Regions from separate parts of the Homo sapiens genome. Here region 1 is linked to region 2. The links are chromatin loops, found by intact Hi-C in ENCODE. Cell type or tissue: heart right ventricle. All regions are shown on one strand. Each heading gives the region's core, and the rest is flanking DNA. Links, peaks and the distances in the headings are about the cores only.

The links. Hi-C counts contacts between places; a loop is a spot of excess contacts. Peaks named below come from ENCODE experiments on the same cell type or tissue, not always from the same donor. Only the 100,000 strongest peaks of a DNase experiment are listed, where the experiment ranks them.
Region 1: it touches region 2 in a loop (4-fold over the local background); 3 of 110 quality-filtered maps call a loop at or near these places.

What each region holds. Positions count from the first base shown.
Region 1 is chr17:13,758,088-13,768,419 of GRCh38, forward strand. No RefSeq gene overlaps it. Among named protein-coding and RNA genes, the nearest start is that of HS3ST3A1, 160 kb to the left of the region's middle. RefSeq lists a silencer at 7,762-7,962. In heart right ventricle, for the core only: no CTCF peak of the experiment used is centred there; no DNase peak of the experiment used is centred there; H3K27ac peaks cover 848 bases.
Region 2 is chr17:13,700,514-13,712,014 of GRCh38, forward strand. No RefSeq gene overlaps it. Among named protein-coding and RNA genes, the nearest start is that of HS3ST3A1, 100 kb to the left of the region's middle. In heart right ventricle, for the core only: no CTCF peak of the experiment used is centred there; no DNase peak of the experiment used is centred there.

The sequences.
Region 1 (10,332 bases), core at 2,333-10,332, 60 kb after region 2:
CTGTTAACATGCCTCCAAAACAGGGTTACTACCAGTACTTATCACATACAGTGGTGTTGGGAGAATAAGTGTAAAGTGTTTAAAAGACTGTCATCTCCTCTCCTATGTCATTGCTATTATCAGTGGTTGGCCCATCTCACTATGAGCCATCCAGAGCCCAGCCTCAGATGTCTTCTTCATGTGCTCTTTGAAGACAGAATTTCACTGCTGATATTCTTCTGCTTCCCTGGGTCTAACCTGTCGCCTCCCACTTCTCTGATCTTCACTGTTTTCCTATTTCCCCATTATAGTCTTCGCCTAAAACTTTGGTTCCAACAAGTTCAGGGGTTCATTATTCTATTGTACCTACTTTTTGTCAGTTTAAAATTTTCCATTTAAAATAGCTAAAATTGTTTTAATAAAATAAAATAATAAAATGAGCCTAAACTGTCTCTTCTATCTAATGCATGCACCATCTGGTTTCCAAAATGTTTACCAGTGGCTTCTGTCTCACATTTATTATTGTATGTTATTATTAATAAATCCATTATGAAACCTCATTGTTTATCTGCGTGAATGCCTATTCACCTGGATTTACCATTTAAACATTCAGAATAACCCTTCTGGGGAATGTGTTGCTTTTTCTAACATTAACACACAATCTTTAGTCTATGTCCCAAGAATGCAGACTGCTAAGTTTAAATGTATTTGCTATACATCACTGTTCCTGTCTTAGATAGTCAGGCATTTTTTGCCAAGGGTCTTATTATCTGCAAGGCTTTGATTGTTTATTGTGCTGTTATCTTGAGGAGTATTATCAGCCTCTCTTATCCTCTGGATGCCTTGGTAACATGCATAATGAGAGTGATGGTGGACGCTTAAGGTTTAGAATAACACTTAACAACTCTTAGAACGGTATAATATTAAATCTATAGGAACCTTGGTGATCTTCTAGGCCAACCCCTCATTTTGCAGATATGGAAACTGAGGCCCCAAAAGTGGCTGCACTTGCCTGAAGTCCCACAGCTATTGAACAACACAAACTCTTTCTTACTCTCAGATGTCTTTCCTAGTCAATATCTCTGATGAAAGAGAATGTAGTGAGGGCAGAGTGGAGAGCAGAGTGAGGATCATGTGAGTGTGGGGGAATTGCTTTCAAAAAGTAAACGTTGCAACTGGCCTAGCTTCAACAAATTTCTTAGGTTGGTTCTCAAACCTTACAGTGCATCAGAATTACCTGGAGGGCTTATTAAAACACAGATTGCTGGGATCTTGCCCCGGAGTCTCTGATTCAGATAGCCATGGAGCCTGAGCATTTGCCTTTTTAACAAAGGGACTACCCTTTGAGAAACAGAGTCTTAGGTAAGTACAACAGAACTCACGTTCCTGACTCCCAATTATTATAATTGTTGTTGTTAATCATTATTGTTATTATTCTCAAGTCCAGTGCTCTTCCCAACACATGGCTGTGCTTCCTTGCAAGGTAGTTTATATTGGCATCCGCACACTAGGTTTTCTCCCTCTTCTCCTTTTCACTGTTATCCTTCTTCCTCTGTCATCACTGAAGCTCCTGTTATGTGTCTAATGATGAATAACACTCTGCTTGAGTAACACAGATGAGCTACCATGCTAGAGTGGTCACTCTATGTACTGAAGCACTGTTAGTGGCTAGAATCTCAATTAAGTCATTTCAGCTCTGCAATGTGGTGGGAGAGGTAGGCAATCATTCGCATTTACAATCTTCAGGCAAGAGAAGCCAAGAGAACGCTTTCATATTCTTGATAAGTTATTTCTTCTGACTCACTCATAACTCCAATTGTGACTTGGTATCAAAGGAGTAATATTTGAATGGCTTATGCAGAGTTGTTAGAACACTGATCACAAGCCAGATACCAGATACCAGGACTGCTTTCCCTTGATAATAGCTTCTGAACCTCTTTCCCTTATAATAATGACTCAGGTCGAAATGCCTCATGCAACTGATACATATGTTGACTACATAGCATAAGAAATTCTATGCTGAAAATAAGAGGCATATTGCTATCCACATTATATATGGTAATGCACGTGGGATTGTGTTCCCACTAACAATGAATCACGCATTTCAATTTGAGTCAGTATTTTATGATGTCTGTCCATAGGAAATATGATAACATGTTCCAGAAGTTGTGAAAGGACCTTTCTTTTATCCATTGCTACAAAAGTCATTGCAAAAACACATCCCAAGTAGATGAGAAAGGGACAGATTCAATCTCCTGGGGAAAAACATTGCTGCATTCAAACCCATTGATAAGAAAAACTTCAGTCTCTAAAGCCATAAATACTTAAGGATTCCTAATACCTGGATAATCTGGTTCTTCTACAGTGCCTTGACTTCTCTACTTTCCTTATTGAGGAATGGTTCAGTCTTGTTTGATTTTTATTTTTAATATATTGCTCCCATTACAATTTATAATTGTAACAAAGCATTACATTTATGGTGTTATGTTAAGAAGAAGAAGAAAAAAGACTATGTCTCTATGAATTGAGTAAAATAGTTGCTCTTGGGACCTGGATAAGTTATCAGCTCACAAACAGTTATACTAAACATTGTTCTAACTGGGATGTTAGTGTATTTGCCTGTATTTTAAGGTTGATATTCAGGAGGACAATCAGACAACATATTCCTTTGTGTTGCTTTCAGAGAGAGGACAAGGTGGTGACTAGACCATGGAACATTTCAAACTGAAGACTGCATGAAATCTGATGGGCTGTGATCCAATTAACAGCAAAGCAATTCAACATAATTGACCCCCAAATAGTAAAGCCATTTCATTGATTCTATTTTCACTCAACTAAGTTGCACGTTACTAGGTCTTTGCAGTGGTTGCAGTGTACTTGAACAAATAAATGAGAACACAGGTAAGTATCTGTGCAGGTGTGGGGTCTGAAACAGAGGATGCCCAGGGACAGCAGGAGGGGTCGCTCAAAACAGAGCTCCTTCCCTCCTTTCCCTGCCAAGCCAAGGCTATTACCATGTAGTACATTGTATCATTCTGTCATTTTTCAGTTCTCTAATTTTTTCCAGCTGTGAGCCAATCAGATTGCTGACACCCCTTTCATGTCTCTTGCAGCATTATCTAGGGATTCATTATTTAAGAAGCCATTTTACCCATGTGTGTATGTGTGTACACACAGAGAATAAAGTCCCTCTTGTACTGTTGGTATGATGTCAGGGGCAGTTTCTCACTCCCTTCTACAAAGCTTTCCTTCTTCTGATGCAGCAATTAGTCGACTATTAATAAAAAGACATTAGGTTATGCTTATTTATTTTTAAAGAATGACATCATTCCAGGCCTTAATGTGTAGCAATGGAGCAATTCACAGGTCTTTCCATTTATTACATCATGGAAGCTGATTGAACTTGGCAATTACCTTGCTGTTTTCCCAACAGTTACGGAGGTGCTGAAAAAGGACTTGGTTGCAAGGGGCTGAATAAACATATATGTGGCTGTATGTCCTCTTATTTTGTTAAGTGAGTTTGTGCCCAGTGAAAAGTACCCACAGAGCCTAGTTTAGAGTACAGATATCCTCAATTTATTCCATAGCAAATCTACAACTCTCAGTCTGAGAGGTTTCGAATAAAGTCGTGTTAATCTTTAATTAGTTCGCTGGCCATCAGAGACTATCAGAAAACAAGGGCTGCTAACTAAAAGCTACAAACCTCCCATTTCTAAATTGAGCCATTATAGGAGCATACCAGCTGAAACACTCATAGATTCATAGGATTTTGAAAATGAAAAGGACTTTGAGGTTCAATTTTAGACATAGGGGAATTGAACCCTAAATTTCTGAGGAGCTTGATTAATTCTGCACAGTTAGCAAGTGGGAAGACTGGGTTTATTTCCACAATGTGATAATACCCCCTCTTAAACATGCTACTGCTCTAGAATATGGCAGATTCTCTTTCCATAAGTAGAACTTATGATATTTTACTTCAATTTACTTGGTACTTTGTATTGAATTTTTTTTTTTTAATAATCATCTTGTTGCAAGAATACTCAAGCCATAAGGATGCTTCCCATGTTGAATGACTTTATACTATAATTCAAGACTCAATGCCAGGACGGTTCAAATCACTGATGCTCATGAGCAACTGGAATCATGGCACCTCCCCCTTCCCAAAAGACTTCACAATTTAAGGACACTGATTAGTCTTCAGCAACAAAATCAATTTTTTTCCTCAACTTTCATTATGGTCAAGGGCAAAGCAGTGGTCTTATCAATAAAGGATTTGATTATGTTAGTCATTAAGAAGGTAATCAGATCTATTATTACTCAGTGATGGAACTGCCACAGGCCTAACTAATTGAATATAAGGACATGGCCTTTGACCAAAGCCAGTCAAGGGAAACTTCTTTTTCCACACTCACAGCTTCTGCTTATAATAAGGCCTTGGCATGACAGATAATGAAAAGACTCAGAAACTGACCATTGATGTTACCAATATGTATGTGTTTCCAGAATCAAGATTCAGATTTACAAAAAAGATGCGACAATTTGTTCAAGGTTGTAAGCAATTAGGCTCCATCCATGAATGCACTTAAAAGATTGTCATCCAACTCAAGCTATGGGTTTCAAAGGTTTGCAGAGTTTTTAATACTTTTGTGTGTTTTCAGGACGGAAGACCACTGTAAAATGACACCACATAAATATGACTGTTTCGTGTGAGGATATTTCTTTCTTTTTCTTTTTTTTTTTTTTTTTTTTTTTTTTTGAGAGGGAGTCTCGCTCTGTCCCCCAGGCTGGAGTGCAGTGTCATGATCTCGACTCACTGCAAGCTCCGCCTCCTGGGTTGACGCCATTCTCCTGCCTCAGCCTCCCGAGTAGCAGCGACTACAGGCGCCCATCACCACACCTGCCTAATTTTTTGTATTTTTAGTAGAGGCGGGGTTTCACCATGTTAGCCAGGATGGTCTTGATCTCCTGACCTCGTGATCCGCCCACCTCAGCCTCCCAAAGTGCTGGGATTACAAGCGTGAGCCACCACACCCGGCCGAGGATATTTATTTCAACATTTATGGTGATTGTCCCATCCATAGGAGAGTAAGCACAGCACCTCACATGAAGTGGACCATCAGGTGTGTTTACCAACAATAAATGGACTGTATTACTCAGCCCCAGACTCCAGGAAGAAAACTTGTCCATAACAAAATATGATTAGCTGAACAATATGGCTGGTGCAGCAACACAAATGCCTTAAATACACACCAGCCTTACCACTGTAGGGGCAGAAAAGTGTGAAGCCTTCCTTCACCCATCACAGGCGTCATGGTCGACACTCCTATAATAAGAAACAAGGTAACAAGAGAAATGCATAACAATCTTATTTTATCAAAGTCTTACTTGACACAGAGCTTTTTGAACTGAAGACCCAAAGACCTAGAGAAAACTATCTATTTTTATGCTTAGGTTCAATAAAGAATGCACAGCCATATAGAAATCTGATTGGACAAAAGGGTGTGATCTCGTGGTAATAGACTGAGGACAGGACAGACCCAGCAAGGTTCATCTGTTCAGATTCTTCTTGGTCTCTCAATGTTGTGTCTCTTCCCCAAGATATAGGACAGGACCCCTCTGGAATTAGGTCTTCAAGGGAGATGAGAGAAAGGAAGAGTGACATTTCTGGGTTTTACGACTTGCTTTGGGGAGAATAGTTCTAGTTTCTTTTCTTTTTCTTTTTTTTTTTTTTTTTTTGAGACAGAGTGTCACTCTGTCGCCCAGGCTGGAGTGCTGTGGTGCAATCTCGGCTCACTGCAACATCCGCCTCCCGGATTCAAGCAATTCTCCTGCCTCAACCTCCTGAGTAGCTGGGATTATAGGCATGGGCCACCACGCCTGGCTAATTTTTTGTATTTTTATTAGAGACAGGGTTTCACCACATTGGTCAGGCTGGTCTCAAACTCCTGACCTCATGATCCACTGGCCTTGGCCTCCCAAAGTGCTGGGATTACAGGCATGAGCCACCACGCTCAGTGAAGAGTTCTAGTTTATATAACGTGACTTGGGAAGAGGAATTCTGGATTCTATGACTTGCTCCAGAGGAGAATGAGGGACAAGAGAGGGGAGAGCAGAAGAATATTAGAGAAGCCTTGCTTCTGAGACCTTCCAGTCCTCTTGTTCAAAGTACTCAGTGGGTCAAGGTGCCGTAGTTTGAGATATCATGTTCTGAGCCACAGCCCCACAGATTCCAGCACAGGATCCTAACAGTTCCTATACCATATGCATGGCCAATGACACTAGGTATTGGACAATTTATGTATCCACTAGACTTTGTTACTTAATGAGAGGCACCCCCAGCATCGACATTGCTGGAAGCGTGCCAAAGAAACAGAGTCTTGGGCTCCCACCAAGACCCACTAAATGAGAATCTACACTCAAACAAGATCCCCAGGTGATTCATTTGCAAATTAAAGTTTGAGAAACCCTGTTTTAGAGAAGTAGTTATCACAACTTGAACACACTTTGGAATAATGAAGAGTTTTAGAAAAGACGAATGCCTGAGTCTGACCCCCTAGACATTCTGATTTAATTAATATGAGGGTACAACTTGGGCCCTGGGATTTTAATGTGTAGCAGTTTGCCAACCTCCGCTCTAGAGCAGTTTCTCAAGCTTCATTGATAAAAATCTCCAGGAAATGCATGTTATAGTTTCAAATTCTCAGGATTCCTCCTGGACTCATGATTTCAGTATCTCCAAGAGCCAGGTTTTGGAGGCTGCATTTTTACCAGCACCCTAGGTGACTCTTCATCAGGAACGTTTGGAAAACACTGTTTCAGAGTAGTTCAAAGACATAGAACCCAGAAAAGAAGGAGTATCTATCAAAGCAATGTGCTTCTTGACTCTCCTAATACATGGCATTACTTCGTGTGTCATCATAGAAATGCCCATTCATGAGGCACAATTATGAATTTATTGTGCTTGGTTCACTAATGAATTGTGTTGACTAGTAATCTCTATATTTTAGAACAGGATCTTTAAATTCATCATTTACTCATTCATTCATTCCAAAAATATTTATTGAAGGCTATAAGTACCAGACCAAGTTCTAATTACAGTAGACCCTTGAACAACATGGGCATTAGGGGTACTGACCCCCACACTATCAAAGACCCCCATGTAACTTTTGACTCCTCCAAAATTTAACTACTAATAGCCTGCTATTGACTAAAAGCCTTACCAATCCACACGTTTTGTGTGTTATGTGTATTATATGCTGTATTGTTAAAGTAAGTTAGAGAAAAGAAAATGTTATTAAGAAAATTAAAAGAGAAAATATATTTACTATTCATTAAGGAGGCGTGGATCATCACAAAGGTCTTTATCCTTGCTGTCTTCACTTTGAGTAGGCGGAGGAGGAGGAGAAAAAGTGGGCTTGGTCTTGCCGTCCCACTGGTTGCAAAGGTGGAAGGAAATTTGCAATAAGCAGGCTCATGTAGTTCAAATCCATGTTGCTCAAGGGTCAATGGTACCGAGGATATAATGTTGAACAAATAGAAGTCCCTACTACCTGGCATCTCTATTCTAATAAGAGACTAAATAGTAAAAAAAAAAAAAAGTAGTAAACAGGATAACCTAGTTATATATTTGAGGTGTTGTGAAAGAATAAAACTCATTAAATAGCAGAAACTGGCTAAGGGTAAAGAGTAGTTTACGTTAGGCAGGCTAATGGGAGTTAGATTTATTAATAAACTATGAGAACCTCTTTAAAAGAAACTCAGAAAAGTGTGCTCCAGACAGAGGAATAGCAAGTGCAAAAGGCCTGAGCTGGAACAAGCTCAGTGTGTTCTAAGAATAGAATATCAATGTAGTGGTTTCACAGAGAACAGGAATGTTTCAGGGTGAGGTGGCAGAAACAAGCATGGAATCAAGTCATGCAGGATCTTGCGGGCCCTGATAAAGGGGTTGGGTTTGACTCAAAGAAGAGTTGAAAGTCACTGGAAGATTTTGACAGACAAGTGATATGTTTTGGAAGCTTTTTGGAGAATGAATTTTGGTGGTCAGAGTGGAAGCCTGTTGGGCAGCTATTACAGTTGTCCAGGTAAGAGATGAAGGTTTTTTGGCCTGGAGAAAGTTCACCTATTCCCCAGTGTTTGTTCTATCGAAATATTTCTATCAGTTGATTTTCTTCCCCTGTTTAAGGAAAAAGAAAAAGAAAAACAGATTTTTTTTCCCCTGTGGTTTTTATGTTTTATAGAAGCCTTTTTTTTTCTTTGTACATCCAACCAGAACAAGTGAATTCTTACCATTTTCGGAGTGAGAGTGGGGGAGGACTGTCCACCCATTCCTGATGAGCCTTTTACTATGGTTTAGGTAAAGATTTTTATTCATAAATCTCTAGAGTATTTGCTTTTCATGACTTTTTTTCTAACTTTGGTTTTGAAGCCCCTTTAATGCTCTTTGTCAATTGTGCAATGCTTTCCATGTGAGTGGAAGGAGAACTCATACCATTTCGAGTGGTTAAGTGCCTTTAAATGATTTAAAATGCTGGGAAGATATTTAAGTCTTTGGCAGGGGGATTTGAAGAGCATGTTATTTCCAGCTGTGGGTTAGGTCCATATTTGGATGGAGAAATTCTTAGCATCAAGAATATCACAGAATACATCCAGGTGTTTTTAAGAGCTGCAAAAATGTCACAGCTAAGAAGAACCTTTCATTGTTCCTTCAAGATACTACACTGCCACACTCCTTTCTCAATGAAAATGAATACCATGAATCGTGCTGCTGAAAGGACTCTTGGATTCAATCCAGGAGGCTAGGAGGAAAGTGGGCTTTGGAGAACATTAAAAGCAGGAAACTGGAGCAGGAGAGTGTGGGCACTTGCGAAGGTGCTAAAGATGAACAGGACTTAGCTTTGTAAAGAAGGTGGTTGGGGGTAGGTGGTAGAAAATTCCATTCTGGAAGAGTAAGAGTTATAAAGAATGGGAATTGGGAGGGGAACTCGAAAAGTAATAAAGCATTACATTTATGGTGTTAGGTTAAGAAGAAGAAGAAGAAAGACTATGTCTTTATGATTTGAGTAACATAGTTGCTCTTGGGACCTGGATAAGTTATCAGCTCACAGGCAGTTATACTAAACATTGTTTTAACTGGGATGTTAGTATATTTGCCTGTATTTTAAGGTTGACATTCAGGAGGACAATCAGACAACATATTCCTTTGTGTTGCTTTCAGAGAGAGGACAAGGTGGTGATTAGACCATGGAGCATTTCAAACTGAAGACTGCATGAAATCTGCTGGGCTGTGATCCAATTAATGGCAAAGCAATTCAACATAATTGACCCCCAAATAGTTGACTCAGTGACACATGGATAGAGCTTTGACAGCTTAGCAGTGAGATCAGGAAAGGAAATTAATATGTGATTTAAGTAAATTCAGGAATCTGGTAGTTTAATGGACTTAGACACTTTCATCCTTTGTTATTAAATTGAATCTGGCCCAGTTAGGAGTTATTGGAAAATTGATTGTAATAAACTGGCGTCTGTGATATGCTTCTTCCTGGATCACCTGGGGGAAATGATTCAACAACAGCACAGGCACACACTCACACACTTAACTTACACAGACCCACCTTGTGTTTCTTCCTAGCAGGGTGGGTGTAAAGTGTGATAAATGGTGAAAAGGTTTGGAACCAAAAGTAGGACTTATGAATGCCAGAAAACCCAGGGTTGGACATAGTTCAAGCAACACATTTTTAATTAAAAGAAAAAATTGGTCTTAAGCTTGTTTCTTCTAGATTCAGGTTTCATATTTAATCTAACATTTTCATGGCTGCTGTAAGGACTTGGGTTTGTTGCTTAAGTCTCCCTTGAAATACCTGTTTATTCATTGGGTTTTAGACTCTACTGCTGTGACTCTTCCCCCACCACTTTATCTATGCATGTGCGGGTATATGTGTCATGATATAATATATGTGAAGACAGCAGGTTTAAATTTTTCATTAGTTTGTTAGTGCAGAAGGAATACATAATTAGAAAACTTTAAACCATTAAGTGAAATAACTCAGAAATAGAAAATCAAATACGGCATGTTCTCACTTATAAGTAGGAGCTAAATAATGTGAACACATGGACACATAGAGCAGTATAATAGACACTGGAGTCTCAGAAAGGTGGGATAGTGGATAGCGGGAGGTGTTGGTGAGAGATGAGAAATTACCTAATGGGTACAATGTACACTATGTGGATGATAGTTACACTGAAAGCCCAAACTTCTCCAGTGTGCAATATAACCATGTAAGAAAGCTGCACTTGCACCCAACAATCTATTTTTAAAATTTTAAATGTAAATAAAATTAAATTAAATTTCAAATT
Region 2 (11,501 bases), core at 1-8,000:
TCACGGCTGCATCATTGGCAACTTTCTTTTCCTGTAGGCAAGCCTACATGGGAAGTGAAATTACAACCAGGAGTTTGTTTGTTGAGCATAAAATCAGAAAAAAGGCAGTTGTTTGGATGCTTAATATAATCAAGCTAATAAAGCCTCAGGTATAGAGCTTCACAGAATGGGTAGCCCAGCAATGGAACCAGGCTCCTCCAAGTTCACGAGCTGAGCTTTGTCTTCTTCCAATGGCACCTGTTTATCTCTGTACCTCTCCTTTTTATGAACTTTTGTGGTTGTCCTGTAACTTTATCTAATGACACTATTCTTCGGTAAGAATATTAATAATGTTAACATTATTGAAGATGGTTCTGGCCTAGATGCCATTTTACCCTTTTCTTATAACTTTCCATACCAATATTTGCATTGGATTCTGTTTTTATTCATTCAAAGTTCAATTCTAAGAAATATATTCTACTTCCATAAAGTTCAAACTTTTAGGGATGGTTTCATAACATTTTTCAAGCAGGGACTACAGTATCTACCTCTTTGGCTTTGAAGATTAAATGGGATAACATATGTAATGCTTCTGGCACTAACTTGATAAGCATTGAAAAAAGCCTTTCGTTTCCTTCCCCTTACTTAATGAAAACAGGTGTTGAAGGAAACTCATCCATTTTTCTCCTGTATGTTCCCCATATGATAATCGTTTTCTTAAGTTTTGGCTGGCCAGAGAAATAAGGGTGCCGAAAGCATTTTTCAATCATAACTCTGGATGGAGATTAAAACAAAACAAAATCTTTAAGGCTTTTAATTACCAAGACTTATTCACAAGACACTGGTAATCAGAACCTTACAGTACCTTAAATATCAGCATTGGAACATCATATGTTCTGGCTTCTTTTAATCATTAGAACATCTAAGCCAAAGCTCTCTGTGTTTATCTTGCTATGATCTTGGTGGTGAATTTTAAAAGTGAGCAGTCAACTCCATCAGCAGCAGATGTAAATTATACATATGATAACTATATATATATTATGACTCACATTTTATTTTATATACACTGATATTTACCGTAATAGTTAAATGTCTGCCATATGGAAAACACCAGGATGATCACTTTAAATGTCATTCCGTGTAATCCTCACAGTTCTATTCACTCAGGTTGGTTTTCATTTTCCAGATGAGGAAACTGGCACAGAGTAGGCTCTCTCTATAAGTGTTTGAATGAACACGTGGATGAGAGGGGTTGGAAACTTTCTCAAGATCACCTACCCAGCAAGTGTCAGGCCAGAATGTAGACCACTCATTTCTAGTTCTAAGGCCTGCATTCATTGCACTGCTTCACAATTTCTCTTAACATATTTTTATCTTAACCAAGGTTTACAAAAATCATGGCTAAATGAATGATTCTAATAGTGAAGATCTGGGGACCTGGAACAGATTCAGAAAGAGCTATTTGGAAAGGAGAAAGCTTTTGGTGATGTCTGTCAAAAATAAAACCCACCTCCTCTTTGTCCTGTTTCCATACCAGGAAAGATACATTTCCATGTGAACTTGTGTAATTTCATTGCTAACGCAATTATTATTTATACCATGGAAGAAAGAGTCTGGAAGCCTTGAGTCAATCATAGAGCCGCTTTGGTCTTTAGTTTCCACATCAATCAGAGATGAGCATTAGCTCAGATTATCTTTAAGGTCTGAGAGTTCAGGGTTCCACACTTCAATCACATCCATTCTTTTCTGTGACTGGCTTTCCCAGCTATGTTCTAATGGAACAGATTGACAACAGCAAACACAGAGTCAAATTTCCATTTAAAACACAGGTCTTGTTATTTTGGTACCAATTACAAGGTTATGGATCATGCTTAAAGGTGTTTAATATGCTGTAATGTTTAGACACACTTGGCTCCAACATTTATGAGGGCTGTTTGTAGCAACAAGAAGCATGCTCTCATTCCATAAGTATGCAAGACTGCAGTAAAAACAGTACAGATGGGCCGGAAAGAAAGAACCTCAAACTGCCTACAAAGAAGGGCAACAAGTGTTTTGGGCTGCACTGTGTTTTTACCTACTGCCAAATCTCTCATCAGCCAGAGCCTGTTTTATAGGGGCATATTTTGTTGTTGCTTTTTTAGTTTATTTCAATCCCTGATGTAGAGTATTTGTAAAAAATTGTGTGAAGGATTTTACGGCCTTGTATGACTATATTTTATTCAGGAGTTTTATATATATATATGTATTTCTTAATGAGACCACAGTTTCTGGAGAGGGTTGCTGATTATCTCTTCTTACCAAACCAAGGTAACAGGTGGTAGAAAAGTGCCTAAGGATACTCAGTGATGCAATGGTCAAAGGATGGAAAGTGGTCTCTTGACTCCAAATATTGTAGATGTGTTGGAGTCCTGGAAGGATTGGATTCCCTAGGCAACCTCAGCATATCTCCACGGAAAAACTTCTATCCAGATATGCTTTTAAATACCACGAAGGAAGTGAAATGTATAGTCCATTTAAGAACCAAATTCCTGGCTGAAGAACCAAATTAGATTCACAAGTAATGGGAATGCTAGGGGAAAAGACCAGCTTGCAAACGACCAGCCATGTGCATATGCCTGTAACAGAAAGAAAGAAAGAAAGAAAGAAAGAAAGAAAGAAAGAAAGAGAGAGAGAGAGAGAGGAAGAAAGAAAGAAAGAAAGAGAAAGAAAGAAAGAAGAAAGAAAGAAAGAAGGAAGGAAGGAAGAAAGAAAAAGAAAGAAAGAGACAAAGAGAAAGAGAAAGAAGGAAGGAAGGGAGGGAGGGAAGGAGTGGGGGGGAAGTGAGGGAGGGGGGACTGAGGGAGCGGGGAGAGGGAGTGAGGAAGGAAGGTAGCGGGGAAGGAGAAGACCCTCACTGGCTTGGTTGCAGGTGCTTGAGCTGAAGGCATCATGTTGGTGGAGAAGCATGCAGGCATACAAGGACTACTAGTTTAGCATAAAGGGACTAAAACATATAAAATGTCAGAGTGTGTGTGTGTGTGTGTGTGTGTGTGTGTGTGTGTGTGTGTGTGTGAAAGAGAGAGAGAGAAACAGCATCGTTAGAGGTGACAAAGATTGAAGGAAGCAGATGAAGTCAGCCTTAACGTACAAGGTTCAATTTAACTCAGTTAAACCTTTTCAGCATGCTTCCAGGGGTGGTGCTAGGCACTGGGGAGGCAATGCAAAACAAGGTATGATAAAGCAAAATAAGACGTTTATCTTGAGAGCAAGCAAATGTCAGCAAACTATGGCCAGTGGGGCCAAATGGCTTTTTTAAAATACTGCCAGTGAACTAATTTTTTTTTTTTTTACATTTTTAAGGGGTTGTAAAAAAAAATGAAAGAAAAATAAAACACAAAAGTTAAAAAGTAAAAGAGCATGCAAAACCATATGTGGCTTACAAAGCTTAAAAGATTTTCTGTCTGGACTTTTACATAAAAAGTCTGCAGACTTCTGCTCCATAGAAAAGTCAGATTATTGGAAGTGAATTACAAAAAGACAAGGGCTAGAATGGGGTGAATGTGTGGTTTATTAGGTCCAATAGAGAGATGATTTACCCAGAGGCTTCTCAGAGGAAGTGGCAACTCACCTGGGATCTAAAGAATGAGTAGAAAATAGATAAAGAAAGACGTGGACCTGAAGAAACAATATTCAAAGCAAATGAAACAGCATGGGCTAGGTATAGAGAATTGATGGGTGTCTCAGAAACATAAATGAAAAACGAGGAGTTGAAAGCAGTAAAGCTAGAAACTCAGATGGGTAAACTGGGATGTCATTTCTTCTTCCAGGTCCAGGTTTTATTATTCCTTGAGGACTTAACCCCCAGCTCACAATCTGCTAGCAGTCAAGACATGTGTCTTGTCATGATGTCAAGGGAGAGTACTGAAGCCAGCAAAATGGTTGACTTAGAAAAGTGGGCCTGTAGATTTAGGTAGGCACAGTGTGTCCTTCAGCCTGTGACAGGCACTGGCCTCGTCAGCTTGCAGCAGTTTTTCTCCATTCATATTAGTCCACTACCCAGACCACAAGGCTGCCAAATCCCTGAGTCATGTGAGTTTTTTTCCCTCTACCTCCCAAACTCAAAACCTCATTATCCTCTCTTTCTTCAGCTTCCTCAAGGAGACTGAGCTGCTTCTCTTTTTTAAATCCCTAAAACACAAAGATCTGATAAAACCCTCTTTTCTGGACAAAGATACTCCCTATTACTTTGTTTGTCATCAGCCACATGAGGCTTAGACTTAGGAGATATTGGTGGAAATAGTAGAAGGTGAATATATTTGGAAGACTTGCAGCAAATTTACATGCCATAGTGACTGACTTAGGCTGTCAAGAAAATGTATCTTTATTTTCAATAATTCAGCTGGAGATGTGGCTCCAGTCCAGTCTGCCAATTTATTGTAGGCATTTCAAAGGAAACTAAGTCACTTTTGGGATTACGTGAGGTCATTTAATGAATGAACCTTGGTCAATCTGGGCTTCAACTAGGTTAACTGAGATTTCTCTTTCAAGGAGACAGGCTTATGTTCATCAACACTCACCTGCTGGCCTCCGCTTTAGTAATCTTTAGTCATTGCTACCTATTCCTGTAGCAGAAACATCCACATTCTCCACTCCACTCTGATCTGTAGCTCTTGAAGTCACTCCCTGACCACAAACACTAGCTCTCAGCCAGTTCCGAGCTACGCTTAGGATATACAAAAAATATTCAGGGTTCTCCCGTGTCTCGTAGAAAAGTTTCAGACTCATTCTGTCCAAAGACATCTGATCATTCTTGCTTTCTTAAAAAATCGAGGTAAAATTTATACAACATAAAATTAACAACCTGTTTATGCAGTTCAGTGAATTTAGTGCATTCACAGTGTTATGCAGCCATCACCTCTTACATAGTTCCAAGGCATTTCATTACCTCAAAAGGAAACCCTATACCGAAGAAGCAGTCACTCCCCATTTCCTTCCTCTCCCAGCTCCTTGCAACCAGTGATCTGTGTTCCGTCTCTGTGGATTTACTTATTCTGGACATTTCGTATAAATGGGGTAATATATGTAAACTTCAGTGTCTGGCTTCATTCACTCTGCAAGATTTTAGAAGTCGGTCCATGTTATACCACATGTCAGTAATTTATTCCTCTTCATGGCTGAATAATATTCAATTGTATGGATATTTTGTTTTATATTTAGGTTGTTTCCACTTTGGGCTACTGTGAACAGTGCTGCTATGGACATGTATGTACAGAAATTTGAGCAAGTTTTCCATTTTTTTGGCTATGTATTCAGGAGCAGAATTGCTGGGTTATGTGGTAATTCTGTTGAACATTTTATTTTTTTTGAGACAAAGTCTCATGCTGTTGCCCAGGCTGGAGTGCAGTGGCATGATCTTGGCTCACTGCAACCTCTGCCTCCCAGGTTCAAGTCATTCTTCTACCTCAGCCTCCTGAGTTGCTGGGACTACAGGTGCCCACCACCATACCTGGCTAATGTTTGTGTTTTTAGTAGCGATGGGGTTTCACCATGTTGCCCAGGTTAATCTTGAACCCCAGACCTCAAATGATCCACCTGCCTTGGCTTCCCAGAGTGCTGGGATTACAGGTGTGAGCCAACACTCCCCACCTTTTGTGTTTAAATTTTACTGAACCTTCATACTACTTTCTACAGTGACTGTACCATTTTATATTCCATTATTGTTTTTTCAGACCTAAAGACACTTTTCTTTCAATTTGCTGCCTCCTTGGGCTGCACCATTGAAACTGAAGCACGTTCTATTTTGTAAATTCAGCCGACCCATTGTCTATTGCTCTCAGAACCTAGAGCATAAAGGAACAGCATGTATAGCATAGAGACCAATGAGAATTTACAATATAGTCATGTTCTTTGCATTTCTATTCACATTAGCTGGCTAAACTTCATCTCTTTGATAGGAAACACTAGACATGTCATTGTGGTTTTTTTCCTTCTCTATTTTTATAGTACAGCTGACCCTTGAACAACAAAGGGATTAGGGGCACTGATCCCTGCCCCATGCAGTTGAAAATCTGAATATAAGTTTTGAATTCCCAAATGCTTAATTACTAATAGCCTATGGTTGAATGGAAGCCTTATTGATAACACAATCAATGTGCATTTTGTATGTTATATTTTTATACACTGTATTCTTACAATAAAGTAAGACAGAGAAAAAATGTTATTAAGAAAATTAAAAAGGAAAGGAAATATGTTTACTATTCATTAAGTGGAAGTGGATTGGCCAGGCACTATGGCTCACGCCTGTAATCCCAGCACTTTGGGAGGCTGAGGCAGGCAGATCACAAGGTTAGGAGATCGAGACCATCCTGGCTAACACAGTGAAACCCCATCTCTACAAAAAATACAAAAAATTAGCAGGATGTGGTGGCATGTGCCTGTAGTCCCAGCTACTCAGGAGGCTGAGGCAGGAGAATTGCTTGAACCCAGGAGGCGGAGGTTGCAATGAGCTGAGACTGTGCCACTCCACTCCAGCCTGGGTGACAGAGTGAGACTCCATCTCCAAAAAAAAAAAAAAAAGAAAAGAAAAAGAAAAAAAGGAGGAAGTGGATTATCATAAAGATTTTCATCCTCATGATCTACATATTGAGTAGGCTGAGAAGGAGGAGGAAGAGGAGGGGTTGGTCTTGCTGCCTAAGGGGTGGCAGAAGCAGAAGAAAATCTGCATGTAAGTGGACCCACACAGCTTAAACCCACGTTGTTCAAGGGTCAGCTGTATACACTTCATGCTATGGGTACTCCATTCAGGGCCTTATTCGTCGGTACTCAAAGTTTCCCTCCAGAAAAGCCTGGATTTTGGAATAAAGATCATTCACTTTAAAGACTGTCTCAGACTTTATGATACTTTATGAATGTCAAAAAGATATTTCAAAGGCAAGCACCTGATTTTCTATTCTCAACTTTGATTAGCCCTCCTGTCGAAGACAGAGGATACCAAAAGCCAATCTTGTGTCCTGGATAGTGAGGAAAACAGCATGGAAAATACTTAACTAATATCTTAAAACATTACCTTGCTACTCTTGGTGAAATAGAAACTAAAGAACTTTGTGATTCGTTGATTGATATAGATGCGAGTAGGAGAAGTGAAGAATGTGACCAAGGTTTATAGCAATCCGTGGTAATGACTAGAAATCAGAAAGGAGTCCTGGTTAGTGAAAAGCATCAAGTTTGGTATATTTAGTTTAAGATATAAGGGTGATAAAAACCTTAAGATACTGATTGAGTGGTTGAAGTGATAGATTGCAGAATATAAACTGAAGGGACATGAAAATACAAATGGTAAATATTTAGGAGGAAGCTGGAAAATTCAAAAAATAGATGTGCCTGTGAGATTGAGAAACAGTTGTAGACTTTTACTAGAAGTCATATTGGAACCAATCCTTTTATGAACAACTAGAAAAGCTGGACAAAACGAGAGAAAATGCTACTGGAAGTTGATAGAGAGATGAAACGAGAATAAAGAATGATTGAGCCAGGAGTAAAGTAGGATGAGCTTGACATTTGGAATCACTTCTTACCTGAGGGCTTTGTTGATTCCCAAGGAGGCAGTGGAGAGGCTAAATTACTGAGCAGTCTTTTTAACAGCCTTGTGGGCCTTGGGGGACAAATATTAGAGTGAGAGTTGTAAAGCTGCTAAGATGGGGTGCCCTGGTGAAACTCTTTAATTTGTTTAGGATGCCAATTGGCTTTATCCTTAGAGGAGTCATTAGCCAGAAATAAATAAGTCTTCCAAGGATGTCACCACAACCTGAAATCCTCTCAATTCTTGAAATTAGTGAGTTAATTGACTGTGTTATCAGTAACGCTTCTAGTCAACTGTAGGCTACTAGTAATTAAGTCTTTGGTTATTGAAAAATTATATTCAGATTTTTTACTGCATTGGGCAGGGATCAGTGGCCCTTAGCACACACTTACAAACAGAATACATGGTTGCAATTTCAGTTCCACCCATTACTTTGGATAAGTTATTTCACTTTTCTGCTATACTGACCATATCTGTAACTTCAGCAGAGTAACATTTTTAAAAGTTGGGAGATATCAGCCCTAGTACTTCCCTCATTTGTTCCTTCCCACTTTCAAGCAAATATATCATTATGTGCTTATTCTCAAAGAAGGAATATGAGAGAAGCAAGTCAATAAACAAGAGTCTTCTCACAGTGTTAGGGTTTCGAAACATATATGTTCCTAAAGAAATAGAAAATATTTTTGATGAACATGACATATTTAGCAGAAAACCTCATAGTCTTCTCTATTCTTTTTTCCTTCAGATTGGAAAATGATGCTTTGGTTTGTAAGGGTAAGACATGAAGGAAGGAAACTAGGAGCCCCCAGTTACAAGGGCAGTTGGGAAGTCCCAATGAAAGTTGTCCAAGCTTGAAGGAGGCAGTAAAATATCAAATAGATTTGTGGGATGTGAGAACAGAGGGGTAGAGCTATAGGGAGGCATCTGGATCCCAGAGATGAATGACTGCATGGTGTACCTAAGACAGCCTTATGGCATATAGGCTAAGAAAAAGGGTTCTTTCCCCCAGCATGTGCCTGGGTATCAGAATGACTCCTGCTCCTAGCCAAGTGGCACAGAGACACCAGCGAAAGCCACCAGAGGTGAAGGCCAGGAACAAGGATGTCTCTAGAGACCTGCTGATGGAGACCAGAGAGTTGATCATCTGAGGACATGCCATTGTGCCAGATTGCATTCTTTAGCTCATTTAATTTTTATAAAAACTCATAAAATAAGTGTTGTTATTATTATTTCTATTTTATAGAGAGGGAAACTACAGCTTAGAAAAATTAAATGATTTATTTAAAGTTATGCAGTGATGGAGACAGTATCTAAATCCAAATCTGCCTGGATGCAGAGACCATATTCTGAAGCAAGGGCCTGTGCCTTAGACATTTGACTTTTGATCCTAAACCCACTGTATAAGAATGGGTTATTGCACATCTTAGCTTCCTTGGTACAGATGGCCAAACCTCTAATAATTTGCACAATCTAAGAAACTTATCTTAAGTAACTTTCTTGAAGGAGAATAAAATTCATCCATTTAATCCCTTTAGAGTGCTATTATGTAAAACTATATAATAGCCTTGGTTTTATGCTTTCCTAATTAATACTGTCTCTGCTAATAAATTTCTACTCCATAAAATCATAAGTGCAATCTTTTAGCCTATACAAATGTAAGCATGTACCAAAACCTTTCAAATACATATCAACATTATAAACCTCCCCCAACCCCAAATGGAAGGACACATGCATTATTTAGGATTAGAGATGACTGTAACATCTAAACTCAACACAAGAGTGTTTTAAACAAGACAGAAATTTTGTTCTCCTTCACACAAAGGCCCAGGCATGGCATGGAAGCTCCGTTTCACGAAGTTGTCAGCTACCCGGGCGTCTTTCTATTCCCCACTCATCCACTCCTCGAGTGTGGCCTCATCATAGTCCAAAACACCATGTATACTCCAGGCAACAGATGGATAGAGCAAAAAGACAAAACTATGTACTTAGCTCCTAAAGAAGGCTCTCAGAAACTTCTGTTGGATACTTCAAGTTTTATTCCATGGCCAGAATTTGGCCACATAAACATATCTGGCATCAAGGTAAGCGGGGAAATATACTCTATTCTGGACAGTCGTTTGCTTCTCTAGAAAATCTTTTTTTTTTTTTTTTTGAGACGAAGTCTTGCTCTGTCGCCCAGGCTGGAGTGCAGAGGCGTGATCTCGGGTCACTGGAAGCTCCGCCTCCCGGGTTCACGCCATTCTCCTGCCTCAGCCTCCCGAGTAGCTGGGACTACAGGCACCTGCCACCACGCCCAGCTAATTTTTTGTATTTTTAGTAGAGACAGGGTTTCACCGCGTTAGCCAGGATGGTCTCGATCTCCTGACCTCGTGATCTGCCCGACTCGGCCTCCCAAAGTGCTGGGATTACAGGCGTGAGCCACCGCGCCCAGCCGCTTCTCTAGAAATTCTATTGCTGTGGGAAAGGGAGGAAAACCAACCCTGGAAACCAGCTACAAGGCTCTGGCACAGAAAACCTTGTGTATACACTCACTTGACCACAAAATCCTGTAAGCCTGATTCCCTGAGAAATTAGGGATCCATGGTCTGAATCTTGAAAATTGATCTCATAAGAATTGATCAATCCATAGTTCACCTCAGTGTCCATCTTTATCATGGATATTGCTTATCAATCATGTATTAGGAAACAAGATAGAAGGACTAGACTCTGTTGTTGAAGAATGAACACTATGTATGCATGTTTTATACATAATGTCCATATTTATGTATATCTTTTTTAAATAAGTATATAATATAAATACTATATATATTATATATTTATATTGATATCTATGTAGCTATCTATATATAACTTTTTAAGATTGTTAAGTATGTAAAACATGCAAAAGTACATAAAACACAAATGTATAGTTTAATGAATTATCTGATATGGTCTGAAGGTTTATGTCTCATCTTCACTCCTAAATTCACATGTTGAAACCTAATCCCCAATGAGAGGATATTTAGATGTGGTGCTTTTGGGAGGTGATTAGGTCATGAAGGCAGAGCCTTCGTGAATGGGATTAATGCCCTCATAAAAGAGGCTCCAGAGAGGTCCCTCATGCCTCTGCATGAAAGATTACGTTCAAAAGACAGTTGCTATGCACCAGAAATGAGCCATCACCAGACGTCAAATTTGACAGCTCCTTGATCTTGGACTTCCCAGCCTTCAGAACTGAGAAATAAATGTATGTTGTTTATAAGCCATTTAGTATATGGCATTTTGTTATATCAGCCCAAAAGGACTAAGATTATTATCATAAAGTGAAATCCATGTTTTCAGTACACCACCAAGATCAAGAAATAGAACAATGCCAGCCCCTAGGAGCTTTCACATGTCCTCTCACTCATCAGAAACCTCCTCTTCCTTAAAGACATCTTTAAAGATAACCTCAAGACTGACTTAGGATAATCATAAAAATATATTTTTAGATAGAAAACTTGGGTTCTAATACCATTAGTGTCTCTGACTAGTTGTGTGATTCCGAGCAAACAATTCAATCTCCCATGTATGTAGTTAGAAAATTTACATTATATATATGCATATAATATAAATTTGTGTGTGTGTATATGTGTGTGTGTGCATATATGTGTATGTAATGAAAATCTCCAAGTAAATGGTGTGTAAGATTGTTTCCAGGTTTTAAAGTCTACTTTCTATGTGTGAGTACATAATTATATTTTTTGATTTGTTTGTTTTAATCCTTAAATGTTCTTCCTGGTAAGTTTTAATATCCTGAATAATAATAATAATAGCATAACTAGGTAAAATAACTAAAATTCTGCATCAGACATATGGTTTGGTTCATTTAGAAATAAAGTAATAAACCTCATTTAATAATGTCACTCTTAAGTGATGAATTTTTATGCTTAATGCTCCAGAAAGAAATTGTCTGACTTCTAAGTTTGTTTCTGGATCTGCTACC